2 separate regions of the Homo sapiens genome follow, and region 2 is linked to region 1. A link is an interaction called in ENCODE POLR2A ChIA-PET data of the cell type or tissue named here. Cell type or tissue: endothelial cell of umbilical vein. All regions are shown on one strand. Links, peaks and the distances in the headings refer to the core of each region. The heading gives the core; the rest is flanking DNA. Region 1 holds the start of LOC124903638 (a long non-coding RNA gene). Region 2 holds the start of LOC124903637 (a long non-coding RNA gene).

Region 1 (9,941 bases), core at 1,226-9,225:
CTCTAAACCCTTATTTCTGGATTTAGAGGAGGTTTATGAAGTTTCTTTTTTAACCCCGGAAATAATTCTAGTCTGAATTTAGCTTTATGCTTAAATGTAACAAAAGGAGAAGAAAATATAAATTATCCAGGAAGAAAGTCTAAATGTAGGTTAGTGAAAAGCCAAAGTATTTTTGTCCCAACTAAGTTTAAATCTTCTTTCCATGTTACCATATGTGCTACTCCAGTGCCTCTTTGCAGAAGTTGGCATTCCAGATTTTGCATGAGGTGATCCATCATTGCTTTCCAAATGTTGTGTTTTTATATTCTTGCTTGGAGCCCGGGAGGTGTCTTTAGATGGTCTCTTTGCAATATGGTGTTTTCTGTGCCTCGGTTGTCCTTTGTTTTCACTATGTCCTGTGTCAACCCTTCCTGCACAGGAAGTATTTCAAAGAGTGTCGTCTGCATTTTTTCAGTAATAATGGGGTCACATTGGAGCAGGGGTGGGGTGGTGGGGGGCAGGGGATGCTGTTGATCTTAGTTTTAACTGCTTGTAAAACAGGGCCACTGCAGTAAAAGGGATATTGTGTCTACTGAGCACTGTGCTACATGTTAAATATTGGGAACTTCTAGAATATCTACACATTTCCATACACCTCAATAGAAAAATGGGAGATTTAGACAAGTACTAGGCCTTGGGTTCTGTTTTGTATATAAATAAATTTATTTGTAAGTAAGTCCTTTTAATTTACTTTTTTCTTAGCAACGTAGAACTGTAGAGCAATGTGGAGCCACTAGAAAGTGGGCTGCTGTGTTGCCAGCCAACCTTTTTCCCCCCTTTTATCCTCCAGATTGTTAATCCACCAAAGGACTTGAAGAAACCTCGCGGAAAGAAATGCTTCTTTGTGAAATTTTTTGGAACAGAAGATCAGTGAGTAGTACTCACCAGGAGTCTCCCTTCGCCTTTCTTTCTGTGTTACCTGGAGTCTGAGCTGCTTTGAAAATATTCTAAGGATCCTTAGTTCAGTCTTCTTATAATGTGTAATACTGGCATCTCATTCTGCCTTCATACCTAAATAAAGGTGCAATTTCTTGCAGAAATTGCCCTAGACAACTGTCCTAGGTCTATAACTAAGTCAGGCAAGAACTAGGTTCATTTACCTTCTAACTATAACAATCACATTGAAACAGTTTCTCACATGTTTCTTTACCCAACTCCAAAGGCAGTTCCTTTTTGTTTGTTTTTGAGACAGAGACTTAGTCTGTCACCCAGCCTGGAGTGCAGAGGCAGTCTCAGTTCACCGCAACCTCTGCCTCACTGACTCAAGCGGTTCTCTCACCTCAGCCTCCCGAGTAGCTGGGACCACAGGTGTGCACCACCATGCCCAGCTAATTTTTTGTAGAGGGGGTTTTACCATGTTGCCCAGGATGTTCTTGAACTCCTGGACTCAAGCAATCCACCTGCCTTGGCCTCCCAAAGTGCTGGATTATAGGCGTGAGCCACTGCGCCCAGCTGGCAATTATTTTTATAAAAGCCATGTTCAGTTCTCTTTTAATGCCATATATCATTATGGTTCATGCTTGGGGTATACAGTGGAAACTTTTATTTATGTTAATAAAAGTAATTGTTCAATCATGTTCTCATGTGTAAAACTAAGTGATTTGCTTTGACATTGTTATAGTAAGTCTTTTTACCAGATCTGTCCTAAGTTGGGGAAACCAGGACCATTAATCTGAGACTCTGACCATATAACATGTTACAGTGACGGGAAGAACGTGAAGAACCTGTATTAACTTGAGTTGCTAGTGATTTGTTTAGCTTTTTATCACTATGTCAAGTGGCTTACCTGGGTCTAGCTAGATGGTTTGATTTTTTTTTTTTTTTTTTTTTGAGATGGAGTTTCACTCTGTCACCCAGGCTGGAGTGCAGTGGCATGATCTCAGCTCACTGCAACCTCCACCTCTCGGGTACAAGTGATTCTGGTGCCTGAGCCTCCCGAGTAGCTGGGACTACAGGCGCACACCACCACACCCGGCTAATTGTTTTATATTTTTTAGTAGAGACGGGGTTTCACCATGTTGGCCAGGCTGGTCTCAAACTCCTGACCTCAAGTCATCTGCCCCTCCCCCCCCCAACCCCCTCAGCCTCCCAAAGTGCTGGGATTACAGGCAAGAGCCACCATGCCCAGCCGGTTTGATTTCTTTAAGTAGTTGTATTTCTATTTATTATTCTTATAGGAAAATACAGCCTTAGATTTGAAAAAAATGTCTGTGGCTTCTCTGGTAAATCTAATTCTGACGGTTAAAGTATTTCTACTTAGAAAGCGATATATTATAAACAGTATTCTTCACTCATCCAGGAGTTTATATGTCAGATGCTCTTCCTGGTTTCATGTTTACAGATAGACCCAGCCCCATTTCTCTATCACAAGCCAGCTTAGCAGCCTGTGGTGGCAGTATTTCAAGGAGATCGCTGGCCTGGAGCTGTGGAGCCAGAGCTTCTGGAAGAGGGAATGTTCTTAGAACTCCATGGATTTAAAAAGAAGATTTGGCCGGGCATGGTGCCTCAGGCCTGCAATCCCAGTACTTTGGGAGGCCAAGGTGGGTGGATCACTGGAGGTCATGAGTTCGAGACCATCCTGGCCAACATGGCAAAACCCCGTCTCTACAAAAAATACAAAAATTAGCCAGGAGTGTTGGCGTCTACCTGTAATCCCAGCTACTTGGGAGGCTGAGGCTCGAGAATTGCCTGAACCCAGGAGGCAGAGATTGTTCGAGACCCTGCACTCCAGCATGGGTGACAGACTGAGACTATGTCTCAGAAAAGAAAAAGAAAAACAGGAAAGATTGTCCTCATGCATAACATCAGTGTTATGTGTCCACTTTCTGAATTGCTTGACACTGAGGGAATTTATAAGAAAGCAAGTATTATAGTTCCCACCTTCCAGATGCTCAGTCAAGTGACAAGTTGTAAACATTTCAGATAAGATGATGTGCACAATGATGGTCGGGCATGGTGGCTCATGCCTGTAACCCCAGCACTTTGGGAGGCCGGGGCAGGCAGATTGCTTAACGCCAGGAATTTGAGAACAGCCTGGCCAACATGGTGAAACCCTGTCTCTACTAAAAATACAAAAATTAGTCGGGTGTGGTGGTGCACACCTATAATCCCAGCTACTCAGGAAGCTGAGGCAGTAGAATTGGTTGAACCTGGGATGCGGAGGTTGCAGTGAGCTGAGATCGCGCCACTGCACTCCAGTCTGGGTGACAGAGCGAGACTCTGTCTCAAAAAATAAATAAAGATTATGTGCAGAATGAATGATGGCAGATAATTGTTAATTCTAGGCTGGGCACAGTGGCTCATGCCTGTAATCCCAGCACTTTGGGAGGCCAAGACAGGAGGATTGCTTGAGCCCAGGAGCCGGAGACCAGCCTGGACAACATAGCAAGACCTTGTCTCTACTTAAAAAAATAAATTTTTTTTTTCAATAGCCAGGCATGGTGGCACACAAGTGTAGTCCCAGGTATGCAGAAGGCTAAGGCAGGAGGATTGCTTGAGCCCAGGAGGTCAAAACTGCAGTGAGCCATGATCACAATATTGCACTCCAGTCTGGGTGACAGAGCTAGACCCTGTCTTAAAAAGAAAAAGAATTCTAGAAGAGGGAGAGCTCAGTGGAGAGCCATGAGAACCAAGAAGACTGACTGAAGAGATGGGATTTGTTTTTCTGTTTGTTTTTTTTTGTTGTTGTTTTTTTTTTTTTGAAACGGAGTCTCGCTCTGTCGCCCAGGCTGGAGTGCAGTGGCGCGATCTTGGCTCACTACAAGCTCCACCTCCCGGGTTCATGCCATTCTCCTGCCTCAGCCTCCCGAGTAGCTGGGACTACAGGCGCACACCACCATGCCCAGCTAATTTTTGTTGTATTTTTCAGTAGAGGCAGGGTTTCACCATGTTAGCCAAGATGGTCTTGATCTCCTGACCTCGTGATCTGCCCGCCTCGGCCTCCCAAAGTGCTGGGATTACAGGCGTGAGCCATCGCACTCAGCCAGAGATGGGATTTGAATCCAGCTCTGGAAGATACATAGAATCTGGATGGATGGGGACTATAGGGGCATTTCAGACAGTGGGGATACCATGAACAATTGGCATTAAGCTGGGTGTTATGGAAAGGAAGAGGCTCCCTGCCTGAGGTAACTTGTGCTTAGGAATAACAGAGGCAATATGGTTGGCCCAAACTTCATTAGCTAAATGAATAATTACACAAGTCTGAAACAAAAATGGGAACTCAGTCTCATAAGGAGCCTGAAAGCCATTGTTTCCTTATGTTTTTTGTTGTTGTTGTTGTTGTTGTTGTTCTTGTTTGGTTTCTTGATTTTTTTTTGAGAAAGGGTTGGAGTGCAGTATCACGGACATGGCTTACTGCATCCTTGACTTCCCAGGCTCAGGTAATCCTCCCACCTCAGCAGTCCGAGTAGCTGGGACCACAGTTGTGTGCCACCATGCCCTGCTAAATTTTTTACTTTTTTTTTTTTTTTTTTTTTTTTTTTTTGTAGAGACAAGTTCTCGCCATGTTTCCCAGGCTGGTCGCAAACTCCTGGGCTCAAGTGATCCTCCCACCTCGGCCTCCCGAAGTACTGGCATTATGGGCATGAGCCACAGCGCCGAGCCCCGATTTTTTTTTTAATGCTAAAAGACTAGATTAATAAACTGTGATCCTTGTTTATAACAAGTGCTAGAAATAGGACACAGAAAATTGGAGTTGAGTTAATTTCAGAGCTTAACCAGGCAAACAGGTGAAGCCAGTGGTGATGTGCTTGCTCAAGACAAAAATAGCCTGGATGGTGGTGGTGATGATATAATTTCTAACTGACGAAGGTTCTTTGGAGGGTTGTAAACAAGTGGGATACAAAGCAACTGCTAAATGCAATATTTTTAACTTTTTAAACTCCTTTGCTAGAGTTCTACATTTTAAACTATAAAAATGAAGTCACTGTGGTACTAATGTGTTATCTTTTTGTGGGTAGGCAGTTAACTTAGAGAAAGGAAATAAAGGGTAAAGATGTACAGTACTTCTCTAAAGAAGGAACACTTCCTTAGTGATCAGTGCTGGGGCAGATTTTATTTTGTGTTTTTCTATGAAGGTAAGATCTCCAGATTGGCTGGTGGCAGCAGATTACTTTGGGGAAAGAGCTCTGGATTGGTTACCAGCCTAATGTGCATTCAGGTACCGGTTCCACCTTGCTCCCTGATTTGGGCAAGCTATTTCACCTTTCTGAGCCTCTGTGTCCTCTACATAAGGGGATGATACCCCCTACCTCATAGTTAGGAAGGAAAAGTAGTATCTCTTGTGTAGAGTGTGGCTTGCCATACAGCAGGTATTAGCACACATTGGTCCAGGATGCCTTTAAGTATGGAAAACTGAGAGAGATGGAGACTCTCCCTATGGGAGAGAGAGAGAGTGTGTGTGTGTGTGTTTGTTTGAAAAGAAAGGAATATGAGAGTTGGAAGTTCCTAAAGGATGTCAGCCAGGTTTGCTCTTTTTACCAAAAAGGCTTTGAGTACAAAACCATGCATCATTCCACCTTTATGTAAAACTGTATGCGCCTCATCAGGAATACTCTATGGACTTCAGATCATGCTTTCAAAGGGATCTCTTAGAATTGGCCAAGATCCAGAAAAGGGAACTGAGTCAGACAAAAGAGCAGGACTCTTCAATGTGGAAAAGCAAAGACTGAAGGAATCACGGGATCAGGAGGTAGGAAACAGCGAATGGCCTAGAGGAGTTTGGCGATGGGCACTGCAAGTGGATTGTGGTATGACTGTGTTAGGACCAGGGTGAGGAGCACTGCATAAAAGGGGCGTTTAAGAGGTGGTGTAAACAGGTATTGCAAGGGGATTTTTTAGGGATGAGAACTAACTTGTGAAGACAAAGCCATAAGTGGCTCCTGTAGAAGCTGGACTGCACCTCGCCTTTAACACTTGACATCAGGGAGGGGGCATGTGGTCCAGGCACATCCTGGGTGGGGGCACCATTGGTTACTGGACCCTGGCCCAGGTGGATAGGGTCTGACCCAGTGGAGTGTCCTCCGTTCCTGAGAAATACAGGATTTGGTCAAAGATGTTCAGTTTCAAAATTGACACACTACTTAGGCAAAAAAAAGTGTAGTTATACTTTTTTAATATTTGCAAGGTCTTTTATTAAAGAGCAGAAAGAACGGCTCCTTATGACAAGATAATCAGTGATTACAATCTTTTAGAAACCTGATTTTTCTCTCTCCACATCTCTGCCAAAATATCTAACAAATTGTGTTGACATCCCACTGTTAGGAGAGGGCCAGACCTTCCTAATCAGGTGTCCTGGTGAGAGGAGGACTTCTTTATACGGATTCGGCTCCCTGAGCGAGATGGCCAAGACAAAACTGCCCACGTAATTTTTGTATTTTCATGGAAATACGAAGGGGATATAATTTCAGCAAAACCCTGCCAGCTTCACTTGGTGACTACAACCAAAGATTATGTGTCAAGTGCACGAGGGTCCCTCTCTGACAGGTCTGATTAGTGGTGACCCCCCCATCAGAGTAGAGACAGAGCTCACGGTTTAAAAGTTTCATCGGGGCCAGGCGTGATGGCTCACACCCGTAATCCCAACACTTCAAGAGGCAGAGGCAGAAGCATCACTCAAGCCTAAGAGTTCAAGGCCAGCCTGGGTAACATGGCAAGACCCATCTCTACAAAAAATTTAAAAATAAAAAATTTAAAGCTACCATGCCGGCTTGTTCTCACCTTTATACTCTATGCTTGTGTGTGTGTTTGTGTGTGTGTGTGTGCTTTTTCTCTGTCTGTCTCCCTCCCCCTGCCATCTTCTCCCCGCCCTTTCTCCTTTTCTCTTTCTCTTAGCTTCACGGCTTCAGCCCAGGTCACCTGTCTATCCGAAGGCTGAAACACAGGTGAGAGGGTTCATGCGTAGTAGCATGTACCTGTAGTCTCAGCTACTTGGGAGACTGAAGCAGAAGGATCGCTTGAGCCTGGGAGGTCAAGGCTACAGTGAACTGTGATTGAGGCACTGTATTCCAGCCTGGGTGACAGAGCAGGACCCTGTCTTTTAAAAAAGAAGAGTTTTGGCCAGGCACGGTGGCTCACATCTGTAATCCCAGAACTTTCAAAGGGCAAGTCAGGCGGATCACGAGGTCAGGAGATCAAGACCATGCTGGCTAACATGGTGAAACCCCGTCTCTCCTAAAAATACAAAAAAATTAGCTGGGCGTGGTGGCGGGCACCTGTAGTCCCAGCTACTCGGGTGGCTGAGGCAGGAGAATGGCGTGAACCCCAGAGGCAGAGCTTGCCGTAAGTCGAGATCGCGCCACTGCACTCCAGCCTGGGCAACAGAGTGAGACTCTGTCTCAAAAAAAAAAAAAGAAAAGTTTCATCAGTGGCTGTGGATGATGATGGAATGGAGGGAGTGTTCATTTAAATTACAGGTGCTTAGAAGCCACCAGAAACCAACCGGTTCAACAGATTGTGGACAAACAGTGGAGAAGCTGCAAGTGCCTACCTGCGAGTTTCCATAGCAGTCTTCCCCTCCAGTCCTCACAGCAGCCCTTTCAGGAAGTGCACAGGGTCATCTTTCTGGTTCTTATTTTTTCACAGATGAGGAAACTGAGAGACCAGTGGTCCTTTTCCACCAAGCCACATCTAAGGTGGACCGGTCTCGCTGGATGTGAGGTGTCTGAGTCAGTACTGAAAGTAGCTGCTCTAGAAGAATATGTGGTTAATAATTAGAAGCATAGCAGCTTGGAAGCATCCCTTTTTCGTTTCACCTGGCACCTGATTTGTGTGTGTTTTTTTCTGGTGCCTTTATTTCTGAAGAACTTGGCCTGTAACACCTCAGTAATCTTCAGCCCCTTTGGATGGATTTTTTTTAAAAAGGCACCCATAGAAATTGTTTACTAAGTATTCACCAAATCCAAATGGAGAAGCAAACCCACACCTTCTGGCCCCATCTTTGTTCTCACCTGTATTTTTATTCTTATCTTTATTTATTTATTTATTTATTTATTTATTTATTTATTTATTTTTTGAGATGGAGTCTCGCTCTGTCGCCAGGCTGGAATGCAGTGGCACGATCTTGGCTCACTGCAACCTCCGCCTCCTGGGTTCAAGCGATTATCCTGCCTCAGCCTCCGGAGTAGCTGGGATTACAGGCGCATGCCACCGCACCTAGCTAATTTTGTATTTTTAGTAGAGACAGGGTTTCACCGTGTTGGCCAGGGTGGTCTCAATCTCTTGACCTCGGCCTCCCAAAGTGCTAGGATTATAGGCGTGAGCTACCGTGCCGGCTTGTTCTCACCTTTATACTCTATGCTTGTGTGTGTGTGCTTTTTCTCTGTCTGTCTCCCTCCCCCTGCCATCTTCTCCCCGTCCTTTCTCCTTTTCTCTTTCTCTTAGCTTCACGGCTTCACCCCGGGTCACCTGTCTATGTGAAGGCTGAAACACATGTGACAGCGTTCAAGATTAGTCATAGGCTGACATCTTTAATATACAGTATCTACATGTATGATTTTCTTTTTTTTTTTTTAAAGACCAAGTCTTGCTCTGTCGCCCATGCTGGAGTGCAGTAGCACGATCTGCACTCACTACAACCTCCACCTCCCGGGTTCAAGCAGTTCCTGCCGCAGCCTCCTAAGTAGCTGGGATTACAGACGTGTGCTACCACAACTGGCTAATTTTTGTGTTTTCTGGTAGAGATGGGGTTTCGCCATGTTGGCCAGGCTGGTGTCGAATTCCTGGCCTCAATCCACCTGCCTCGGTCTCCCAAGGTGCTGGGATTCAGGCATGAGCCACCGCACCGGGCCCTACATGTATGATTTTCATTTAAGAGGAAAGCAAATCAGAAGTGTGCAAGTTTTTGAAAATACCAGATTTTAATTCATTTTGATTGGAGTAATCTGAGAGTGCCTTAGTGGCGGTTCTGTATTCATAGATGAAGAGACTTTTTATAGGAAGAGTGTCAGGTCACCAGGGTAAATTGGCTGTGTTACAGGTGCAGTTATGCCAGCAGCCAGGCAGCAGCAACCCACCAGAGCAAACCTGCAAACCAGGAAGTCATGGAGGAAACCCTCTGGGCAGTCGGCATAGCCTGTGTTCTAGGGCAGAGGCCTTTAGTATTGATTTGTTTTGTTTTTTTTTTTTTTTTCCAATATAATATGTGTTCACCATTCAAAAACAAAAACTTGTCAACATTGAAACAGTTGCATTCATCCCCATCCCACAGCCACCCAGTTAGACCAGTTTCTGATGATGTGTCCCTCCAGAGATATCAGTGCGTGGTCAGTCCATTTTCCTTGTCTTTGCACGAGTGGTAGCACATAACATGCATTGCTTTTTATCTTGCTCATCTCCACGTAGCCAGATATCTTACGAGACATCCGCTTTCCTTCTCTGTAATGACCTTGCCTGTTTTCAGCTATTTACTATCACAATGTGTCATTCATTCTACTGTACATAAAAAGCAAAGTCTCCTACTTTAAATACAGCTTGAATAAGCTTGATTTTTCTGACTTCCCAGCCACAATTGGGCTGAAAGATATAGCTCCATCTAAGTCTTGGGAGGATGATAGGAAAATCAAAAGTTACAGCTTCTATCAAGGAAAGAAACAGTCACTTAAAAAACCAACAGTAGCAACAACAAAAACACTAAAGCCTTACGCACTGGAGCATTGTAGCACCTTTTAACTCACTGGTGAGCAGTACATCCTCCTGAACATCTGGGAAGGAATCATTTACCCAGTGATTATTTATTGAGGACCAGTGGTGTGCCAGGCCCGGCTGATGTGCCTCCGTGAATTAGACAGTGGTGCATTGTTGAGGCGCCAACTGAAAAGCATATTCTCATTAAAAAGACAGAGGTAGGCCAGTTGCAGTGGCTCATACCTGTAATCCCAGCACTTTGGGTGGCTGAAGTGGGC
Region 2 (9,941 bases), core at 961-8,960, 53 kb before region 1:
CCAACCCCCACAATGCCACCAACCCCGCCTGAGATGGAGTTTCGCTGTTGTTGCCCAGGCTGGAGTGCGATGGTGTAATCTTGGCTCACTGCAACCTCCACCTCCCGGGTTCAAGCAATTCTCCTGCCTCAGCCTCCCAAGTAGCTGGGACTACAGGCGCACACCATCATGCCCAGCTAATTTTTGTATTTTTAGTAGAGACAGGGTCTCATCATGTGGGCCAGGCTAGTCTCAAACTCCTGACCTCAGGTGATCCACCCGCCTCGGCCTCCCAAAGTGCTGCGATTACAGGTGTGAGCCACCATGCCTGGCCAGGGTCATGGATTTGGTGGGACACTGTTCGGTCCATGACAGTGCCTTTGTACAGATTTGCCGAAGGCACCACAGCCCCCACTTGCCCTTTGTGCACTGCACAGCCTGGGCATCCGTATGTGGCATCCCTGTTTGGCTCCTTGACGTGACCCCTCTCTCCTCCTCCCACTCCTGAGCAGAAGCTGGCTACCCCTGTGGTAGCCACACCCAGACAGATGCCAGATGCCTCCCTCCCCCGCCATGCCCCAGCCCAATATCCCAGCAGTCCCTCCCTTGGTGTCTGCAGTACCTGCCCAGTGGTGACCGGCCCCTTCTCTTCCTGGCAGGCGCACATGGAGGCTGTGCACGCAGACTGGAAGGAGTACCTGAACCTGCTCATCTGCGAGGAGAGCCACCTCAAGTACATGGAGGACTACCACCAGGTACTTACCTTTCCTGGGAGTCCCCCCAGCACCGGGGGTGCTACTCTCTGAGAGCGCTCAGTGCCTACCTGGCTCATGTGTGGCCTCGTGCTCCTTGGTCCAGGAGCCTTGCGGGGCAGCCATCCCAGGCCCCCAGCACCCATGCTTCTGATGGCGTGTGCAGACATGTCCCAAGCTTGCCGGCCCCTGTCCAACTTCCCTGGGGACCAGGGCCAGAGTCTGATTCCCCAGGTCACATGGGGCCCAGGGTGAGTGTGTAGGGTTTTAATTTTGGTAAAATCTATAATATACATGCAGATACATAAAACAAAATTTGCCTTTTTTTTTTTTTTTTTTTTTTTTGAGAGAGTCTTGCCCTGTCACCCAGGCTGGAGTGCAGTCGTGCCATCTCGGCTCACTACAACCTCCACCTCCTGGGTTCAAGTGATTCTCCTGCCTCAGCCTCCTGAACAGCTGGGATTACAAGTGCCCACCACCACACCCAGCTAATTTTTGTATTTTCAGTAAAGATGGGGTTTCGCCATGTTGGTCAGGCTGGTCTCGAACTCCTGACCTCAGGTGATCCTCCCGCCTCGGCCTCCTAAAGTGTTGGGATTACAGGTGTGAGCCACCACACCCGGCCAGTTTGCATTTTTAAGTGTACAATTCAGTGGCATTCATTGCATTCGCAATGTTATGCAACCATCACCACCATCTACTTGCAAAACTTTCCATCACCCCAAACAGAAACCCTATACCCTGGCTGGGCACGGTAGCTCATGTCTGTAATTCCAGCACTCTGGGAAGCCGAGGCGACTGGATCACCTGAGGTCAGGAGTTCAAGACCAGCCTGGCCAACATGATGAAACCCCATCTCTACTAAAATACAAAAGTTAGCCAGGTGTGGTGGCCCATATCTGTAGTCCCAGATGGGAGGCTGAGGCAGGAGAACTGCTTGAACCCAGGAGGCAGAGGTTGCAGTGAGCTGAGATCGCGCCATTGCACTCCAGCCTGGGCGACAGAGTGAGTCTCCGCCTCAAAAAAAAAAAAAAAAAACAACCCCGTACTCATTAGGCAGTAAGTTTTCCATTCCCACTCCCCCAGCCCCAGGTCACCTTTGGTCTTCTTGCTGTCTCTATGGACTTGCCTGTTCCAGAAGTGTCACACCTAGAACGAATATGAAGAATCAGTGGGATCATGCAATCTCTGCCCTTTTGTGTCTGGCTTCTCTCACTGAGCATCATGTTTTCCGGGTTCATCCGTGTTGTAGCATTTTCAGTGCTTCACCCCTTTTTATGGCTGAATCATATCCTATTGTATGGCTAGACCACTGTGTTTATCCACTCATCTGTGGCTGGACACTTGTCTGTTTCCAGAGGAATGAGAGTTCTTAAGAAGCTGCGGGTAATTCTTAGGATTGAGGTGTCTGGGGAAAGCTGGATGTGGGCGACGCCGTGTCACTCCTCATTCCCTGTCTGAGCCGCACAGTGGGGGCTTCAGGTCCTGTTTATGGCTGCAGCCCAGGTGCTCAGCCCAGGGGATAGCTGACAGTGAACCAAGAGTTGATAGACTGAAGAATGGGCAAGAGAATTTTCGAGAACAAAAAGGGGAGGCTATTATCAAAACCTAGAAAGAAGCTATAGTATTAAGTCTGGATGTTCCTAGTACAGAGAGAGGAACTGAATCAAAGACACCTCAAGACTTACTGATACATCCAAGAAAACATGTCACAGAGGTGGCATCTCATGGATGGGTGGGAAGGGACCTGGCTTTTCCCAGTGAGGCCCCTAAGGAGCCAGCTCAGGGAGGGTGGGGCTGTCTCCACGCAGAGGAGCCTCAGGCTCAGCACAGGGTCCCATGCTGGACTCCAGGTGAACCGGAGGCCCAGCCCCGCCTGAGGGATGAGCTTGAAGCCTCCGACAGAAGCCCAGGTGCTTCTAGTGGTTTCCTGGCTGTAACAGAGCCACCTTCTCCCCTAGTTTCACGAAGACGTGAAGGACGCTCAGGAGCTGCTGCGCAAGGTGGACTCGGACCTGAACCAGAAGTATGGCCCTGACTTCAAGGACCGGTACCAGATTGAGCTGCTGCTGCGGGAGCTGGATGTGAGCGATGGCCCAGGACCCCTGCTGGCCCGGGGGGCGGGGGACCCCTCTACACCATGCCTGCCCTCAGCCCTGTACAGGCCCCTCCACAGCACCCCACCTGCTGAATCCAGCCCCTGCTCTGCGTCCTCCCACCAGGGGGAAGGCTGTTGGTCTCACCTGGGCCCCTGACCCCGTTCTCTCCAGGACCAGGAGAAGGTGCTGGACAAGTATGAGGACGTGGTGCAGGGGCTGCAGAAGCGAGGCCAGCAGGTGGTGCCCCTCAAGTACCGCCGGGAGACTCCGCTCAAGCCCATCCCCGTGGAGGCACTCTGTGACTTTGAGGGGGAGCAGGTGCGTGGGGCCAGCTCCTCTGTTCACATCACTACAAAGTTTTTGGGGTAACATGGTTGGATCCCGGGCCTCAGGCGCCGTTCTCAGGAGCCTGTGCCTGTCTCCGTGGTTGGTGTCACTCTGCCAACCCTTCCCCTGGTGCAGGCCAACTGGCACCCCTATGCCGCCCCCACCTCGGCTGCCCTGGCCTTGTGTTCCACCAGCTTAGCAACCCCAGTCCCTCCTCAGAAGTCCCAGGCCAGGTTCTCATTGGCTCACTGTGAGTCACGTGTCCATCCTACACCAATCACTGTGGCCAGGGAATGCCAGGGTCCACCCTATACCAATGACTGTGGCTGGCGAATGCCAGTCATTGGCCAGGTCCAAGTCACATGTCCATCTGGAGCTTGGGAATGGAGAAGGAGAGACCACAGGGACTGGGAATTGGGAGGGAAGGTTCCCCAAAGGGAAATGGAGGTGGGTTGCTGGGCCGGCAGCCTCAACACATGTGCTTCTCCTGCATGCCCCTCCCCACTCTACGGGGAGGGTCCAAGTGATGAGCCGGGGCTCCCCAGGTCCAAGAGTCGGGGGCTGAGATGGCAACCGGGCTCCCAGGCCCTCAGGCCCTGCCGGGATCCTGACTGTCCAGCCTGCCCCCGCCAGGGCCTGATCTCGCGGGGCTACAGCTACACCCTGCAGAAGAACAACGGGGAGAGCTGGGAGCTCATGGACAGCGCTGGGAACAAGCTGATTGCTCCGGCCGTGTGTTTTGTGATCCCCCCCACAGACCCTGAGGCCCTGGCTCTGGCTGACAGGTACAAGGGCAAAGGCGGGAGTCTGCATGGACCAGTCCCACCCCCAGGGCTTCTCAGGCCCCATTCATAGCCCCGGGGATTTGGACTCAGCCTGTGGGGAGCGCGGGGTCGCTGACACTCTCCATCTGCACCCCCTTGGAAGTTCATGCAGGAGAGGGGCAGATTGTGGGCCAGCTGACTTGCTAAACATGAATGTCTAGCTCTGGGCTTCGTCCTGGCCCCCTCACGAGTTTCTAAGCAGTTTCTAAGGGCCCCTGACTCCCGCACGCACTGCTCCCTGTACTTGCAGACCCCAGCCCCTTGGCTGGAGGACTCAGCTGGGATAAGGGCTGCCTCCTCTTTGCTCCCAGGCACCTTCTTCCACTGCACGCACCGCTTTTTATTAAGTGACTAGCGTATGCGTCAGTCTCATTGGGCCTGGGCTCCTTGAATTTCCTCTCTCCAGGGCCTAGTTAAGTACCTGGTACAAAGTAGGTGCCCAGGAACTCCTTGCTGAATGAGTGGATCATTCAAGGAATGCCTTCATTTATTAAGTATTTATTGAGCACCTACTGTGTATGCTCCCTCAGAAGTAACATCTTGGTGGTGATTATTGGACAGACAATTTTAGGTAGTGAGACTTCCTACGAAAGAGGAGGGAAGGAGGGAGAAGAGCTCTGAGCCCAGGAGCACAGAAAGGCCAGTGCCACAGTGAGCACTTGCTGTCCGCATCTAAGGAGCTGTCAGGCTCCTCTGGGGTGTCTGCCCAGCCAGAGTCCGCAGTCCCGCCTCTGTGGGTGCAGGGGGTGGTGGGCTGCCCAGGTTCCCAGCTCATTTCTGTCCTCACAGCCTGGGCAGCCAGTACCGGAGCGTGCGGCAGAAGGCAGCTGGGAGCAAACGCACGCTGCAGCAGCGGTATGAGGTGCTGAAGACCGAGAATCCCGGAGGTGGGTGCCAGGGCCACTCGCCTGAGGCTCTGGGGGTACCGGGGAGGAGGGGCTGGACCAGGGTCTGTGCTGTGGATGAGACGGCGGGGGGCTGGCTGCCTAGGTCCATCCCTGGGCCTCACACCCCTGGCCCGTTGTCACACCTGCCTGTGTCCTCCCTCCCTCCACAGATGCCTCTGACCTACAGGGGCGGCAGCTGCTGGCTGGCTTGGACAAGGTGGCCAGCGACCTGGACCGGCAGGAGAAGGCCATCACAGGGATCCTGCGGCCACCACTGGAGCAAGGCCGGGCTGTGCAGGACAGTGCCGAGCGGGCCAAGGACCTCAAGGTACCTGCGGGTCAGGAGCACAGGTGGGGCCGGGGGAGCCCTGCACTGGCCCCCTGGGGCCCCTATTTGAGGTCTTTTCCCCATGGAGTCTTGGGATATTCACTGCAGCTGTCTGTCAGGGACAGCCTGCTGCATGTAAAAGGGTCCCAAGTCATGGAGGTGGCAGGGCTGCTGTCATTACCTCCCCAGGAGAAAGAGCTGGCAGGACTTGCATTGTTCCTGCACGGCTTGTCGATCTGACGCCTGGCATGGCACATGGGCTGTGGAATTCCGCAGGACTGGGTCACCGGCTGGCTTGACTGCAAACACGTTAGCGTTTGTATTTATAAACTCCAGGCCTCAGTGTCTTCAGTAGGATGGGTTGGCCCTGCTCACAGGGCAGTGGCGAGGACAGGGTGAGCTGATGCCAGGGGGGACGTGGAGGGGCCACCTCCCCCCACCTCCTTTCCTATACAAAGTCTCCCACATCCTCAAGGCAGCCCTCTGAGGCAGTGAGTAGCACTCCAATTTTACAGAAGAGGATCTGGGATTGGAGAAGTGCCATAGCCCCTGATGGGGCCTCAGAGTGAGAGCCAAGTCAGGGCGAGAGGATGCCGGTCTCGGGTGTAGCCTGACCCCACAAGTCCCTTCCTAAGCTGCTGGGAGTCGTCACACCCCCACCCGTGACTGGGTGGAGTCGTAGTACTCACCTCCCGGGGTTGCCGCAAAGATTAAACAGAAGCGTCCGCGTGCAGTGCTGAGGACAGCACAGGCCCGGCAGCTGCCTGGGTGCTTCTGGTGTCACTAGTCCATTCCACCTCAGCGGTTCCCTGGGATGCTCGTGAAAAATACAGCCCTCAGGCTGGGGTCCAGATGCCGGGTCAGAGCCCCAGAATGTGCCAGGCCTCTCCAGCTGCTTCCACTGTGCCTGATGTGGGAATCTGTGCTCACCCTGGGCACATCCTCAGGGGAAGGGGCTGCCTGGCTGTGTCCAAAACTGAGGGGCCCTGGTTCCCACAGAACATCACCAACGAGCTACTGCGGATTGAACCTGAGAAGACGCGGAGCACGGCTGAGGGCGAAGCCTTCATCCAGGCCCTCCCAGGCAGTGGCACCACACCCCTGCTGAGGACCCGGGTGGAGGACACCAACCGGAAATACGAGCACCTCCTGCAGCTGCTGGACTTGGCCCAGGAGAAGTGGGTGGCAGACAGGCAGCATGGAGGTTGGGGTGGGGTCAGGGGGCCAGGTGGGCATCCCCCGACGCCTGATTGGTGCTCTCAGGGTTGATGTGGCCAACCGCCTGGAGAAGAGCCTGCAGCAGAGCTGGGAGTTGCTGGCCACACACGAGAACCATCTGAATCAGGATGACACAGTGCCTGAGAGCAGCCGTGTCCTGGACAGCAAGGGGCAGGAGCTGGCGGTGAGTCTAGGGCCCAAGTCCTGGGAGTCCTTCTCTGAGCAGGTGAGAGCATCTGGCACATCCACCCGCCCGTCTGGATAGATGAGGACACCAGCATCCAGTCTCCCCAGGTTTGGAATGCCCAAATTGGGAACTGCAAATGGAGGCCCACAGCACAAATCCAAGCTATTCACGGGATCTGTGTGACTTACGGGATTTCGGGTGCCAGCATTTTAAGATCAAATATCTGCAATAGCCAGTGTAGTGGCACATGCCTGTAACACCAGCCATTCAGGAGGCTGGGGCAGGATTGCTTGAGCCTTGGAGTTTAAGTCCAGCCGCCTGGACAACGTTGCAAGACCCTATCTCTTAAAAAAAAAAAAAAAAAAAAAAAAGCATAAAGCACATAACAATCCATGTTCCCAGTATCTCTTGCTGAGCAGAGCTGGCATCCTGGGCTGCAGCTCAGAGGGCAAGTCAGTGGGCAGAGGAGCAGCTGCCTTCTCGGCCTGCTTACCTCGCAGTTGCCACGGGCCCCCTTCCCACACTGCCTGAGCACAGGAAACATTCAAGTCTGTGACCTGAGGCCCCTTATTCACACTCCCATCTCACGACTTGCTTTTGCCACAGCCTCATGACCAGACAGTGGCAGGCTGTTCTCGCGCAGGGCACGAGCTGCCTGCTGCAGGGTTTTTAGAAGTTAGCTTTTCAGGGCTTTGTTCATTGTTAAAAAACAGAAGATGGCAGAAGTGACCCAGGTTTGGGATGTACAGAGCAAGGCTCCGGTCCTTCCTACCTGTGGCCTTGCCCACCCTCCTACAGTCAGTGGCCCAGGGGCTTCAGTGGGTGTCATCGCCTGGCTCTGGGAGCTCTGGCCGTAGCACCGCCGTCTCCTCCTCTGCCCCGCCAGGCCATGGCCTGTGAGTTACAGGCCCAGAAGTCCCTCCTGGGTGAGGTGGAGCAGAACTTGCAGGCGGCCAAGCAGTGCTCGAGCACACTGGCCAGCCGCTTCCAGGAGCACTGTCCGGACCTGGAGCGCCAGGAGGCCGAGGTGCACAAGCTGGGCCAGCGTTTCAACAACCTGCGCCAGCAGGTGGAACGCAGGTGAGGGTGCGGTGGGTGGTGGCCATTTTTGTTTTCTGAGAATGCGATCTAATTCCCTCTAAGCAATGCTTTAGCCGTGTCCCACAGATTTTGCTGTTTTTCTTTTTGGTGAGTTCGTCAGATTCTCTGACGGCCCTGTGGTCTCTCTTTTGAGTCATGCTTACCTGGGTCCTGTAATCCACAATGGGCATCTCTGCAAGTCAATGTATATGGACCCACCTGGTTCTCCACAGTCCAACCTGACGTTCCCTAATGACCACCCACCCTGTGTGGGAGATACTTGGGGTATTTCTGGTTGTTACATTTGGTTGTTTCCCACTTTAAAAAAAAAAATGAGGGCTCGGTGAGGCATCTGTTTGCTGTGGCTGAGGCCTGAACGCTTTGCCTTGACAGGGCGCAGAGCCTACAGAGCGCCAAGGCAGCCTACGAGCACTTCCACCGCGGCCATGACCACGTGCTGCAGTTCCTAGTCAGCATCCCCAGTTACGAGCCCCAGGAGACAGACAGCCTCAGCCAGATGGAGACCAAGCTGAAGAACCAGAAGGTGAGATGGCCGTTTCCGCAGCCCCAGGCACACACTGGCAAGGGAGGGTCAGAGGTCAACAAGCCCCTTTCTGGGGAGCCAAGCCTTTGGGAGGTGGAGCAGGGCAGAGGCCTGCCACAGCTGTGTCCTCCCTGGGCCTCAGCTCAAGCTCCCAACACCCAACCCTCTGAGAACAAGAACCGAGTGTGTCGCTCACCTCTCCCAGCTCAGTGCCCCGCACAGGGCCTGGTGCAGAATGGACACTTGGCGTGGGTTGGCTATGTGAGTGAACAGCTACAGAATGAGGAGCCGCCTTTGTGGGGGAAATCCCATTTTCAAAGTTGGGACTCCTGCCTCCCCCATGCCCAACGCAGTGCCTTGGGGTGAGGGAGGAACACGGGAAGCCAATGGCTGAGATGCAAATCCCGGGTCCACCCCATCAGCCACATCCCCACCTCAGAAGCTTTCCTCACTCATAAGCTGGAGGTCACGATGCTTACCTCCTGGCATCGTTTGAAGATTAAATGAGATAATCTAAGTCAGACAGCAGAACAGTGTCTGGTGGTCCAAATCATCAGTAAACATTTGTTTCCTAGCAGAGATAATGATCTTGGCCCTTCTTCACAGAGCCTTAGAACTGCCTTTTGTGGCTGGGCGCGGTGGCTCACACCTGTAATCCCGGCATTTTGGGAGGCTGAGGCAGGAGGATCACAAGTTCAGGAGTTCAAGACCAGCCTGGCCAACATAATGAAACCAAATCTCTACTAAAAATACAAAAAAAAATTAGCTGGGTATGGTGGCAGGAGCCTGTAGTCCCAGCTACTTGGGAGGCTGAGGCAGGAGAATTGCTTGAACCCAGGAGGCTAAGGCTGCAGTGAGCTGAGATCGCGCCACTGTACTCCAGCCTGGGCGATGCAGTGAGACTGTCTCAAAAAAAAAAAAAAAAAAAAAAAAAAAAAAAAACAACAACAACAAAAAAACTGCCTTTTGCAATGAATAAAAATGTATACAAGGGAGCCATTCATCATACTTTGTGCTAGAGAAGAATAAATTCAGATTCTGAGATTTCCAGCTACTGCATCCATGGTTGCTTTTTTAAATTTTTTTTCTGGTTAGTTTTGATTTTTAAACTCTGTCTTACAGAACCTGCTAGATGAGATAGCAAGTAGGGAGCAGGAAGTACAGAAGATCTGTGCCAATTCCCAGCAGTACCAGCAAGCTGTAAAGGTGAGCCGGGAAACTTCCGCCCAAAGCACAAACAGCAGGGGTCTTATTCCACCGTGCCCTGGTCAGAGAAGCAGCAAGCACCGGCCCTGGCACATGGGGGTGGAGCTGGCCATCCGAGGCACTGCCGGCTGCTGTGCAAACTGGCACAGGCTTTTGGGAAAACAGCATGGTACTAGACATGGAATGCTGTAAAAGGGTTTTATACTCTGAAGCAGTAAACACTTTGGGGGAATTTATCCTTAAGGAAAAAGTACAAAAAAAAAAATGCAGGATAAACAACATTGTTGCAACAGCACTATTTACAATAGCAAAACTAGTACGCTGGAAAGGACTGGTGTCCAGTGGAAGGGGAAAGCTGCGTGAATCAGCACACATCCACCTGATGGATTATAAAGTCAGCAAGCTGGTAAACATGAGAAGAGGTGGTGGCAAGGTGAGACAGGGTTATGGTACGATGTTAAAAGCAGCAGCAGAATGTGAAAATCTCTAGGCATGTAGAAAGGCTGGGAG

Evidence for each region. Peaks named below come from ENCODE experiments on the same cell type or tissue, not always from the same donor. Only the 100,000 strongest peaks of a DNase experiment are listed, where the experiment ranks them.
Region 2: POLR2A ChIA-PET joins it to region 1 with 14 read pairs; 6 of 35 experiments call an interaction of 5 or more read pairs at or near these places.

What each region holds. Positions count from the first base shown.
Region 1 is chr16:4,836,042-4,845,982 of GRCh38, reverse strand. GLYR1 (glyoxylate reductase 1 homolog) reads left to right here. Exons shown (of 16, transcript NM_032569.4): 3 at 830-909. LOC124903638 (a long non-coding RNA gene) reads left to right here and starts at 4,593. Exons shown (of 2, transcript XR_007064967.1): 1 at 4,593-5,731; 2 at 6,304-6,740. In endothelial cell of umbilical vein, for the core only: no CTCF peak of the experiment used is centred there; no DNase peak of the experiment used is centred there.
Region 2 is chr16:4,888,468-4,898,408 of GRCh38, reverse strand. PPL (periplakin) reads left to right here. Exons shown (of 22, transcript NM_002705.5): 9 at 639-734; 10 at 2,693-2,815; 11 at 3,002-3,148; 12 at 3,791-3,942; 13 at 4,771-4,868; 14 at 5,039-5,196; 15 at 6,196-6,374; 16 at 6,460-6,598; 17 at 7,488-7,681; 18 at 8,075-8,225; 19 at 9,348-9,431. It overlaps LOC124903637 (a long non-coding RNA gene), which reads right to left and starts at 2,693. Exons shown (of 3, transcript XR_007064965.1): 1 at 1,829-2,693. RefSeq lists an enhancer at 2,306-3,151. In endothelial cell of umbilical vein, for the core only: no CTCF peak of the experiment used is centred there; no DNase peak of the experiment used is centred there.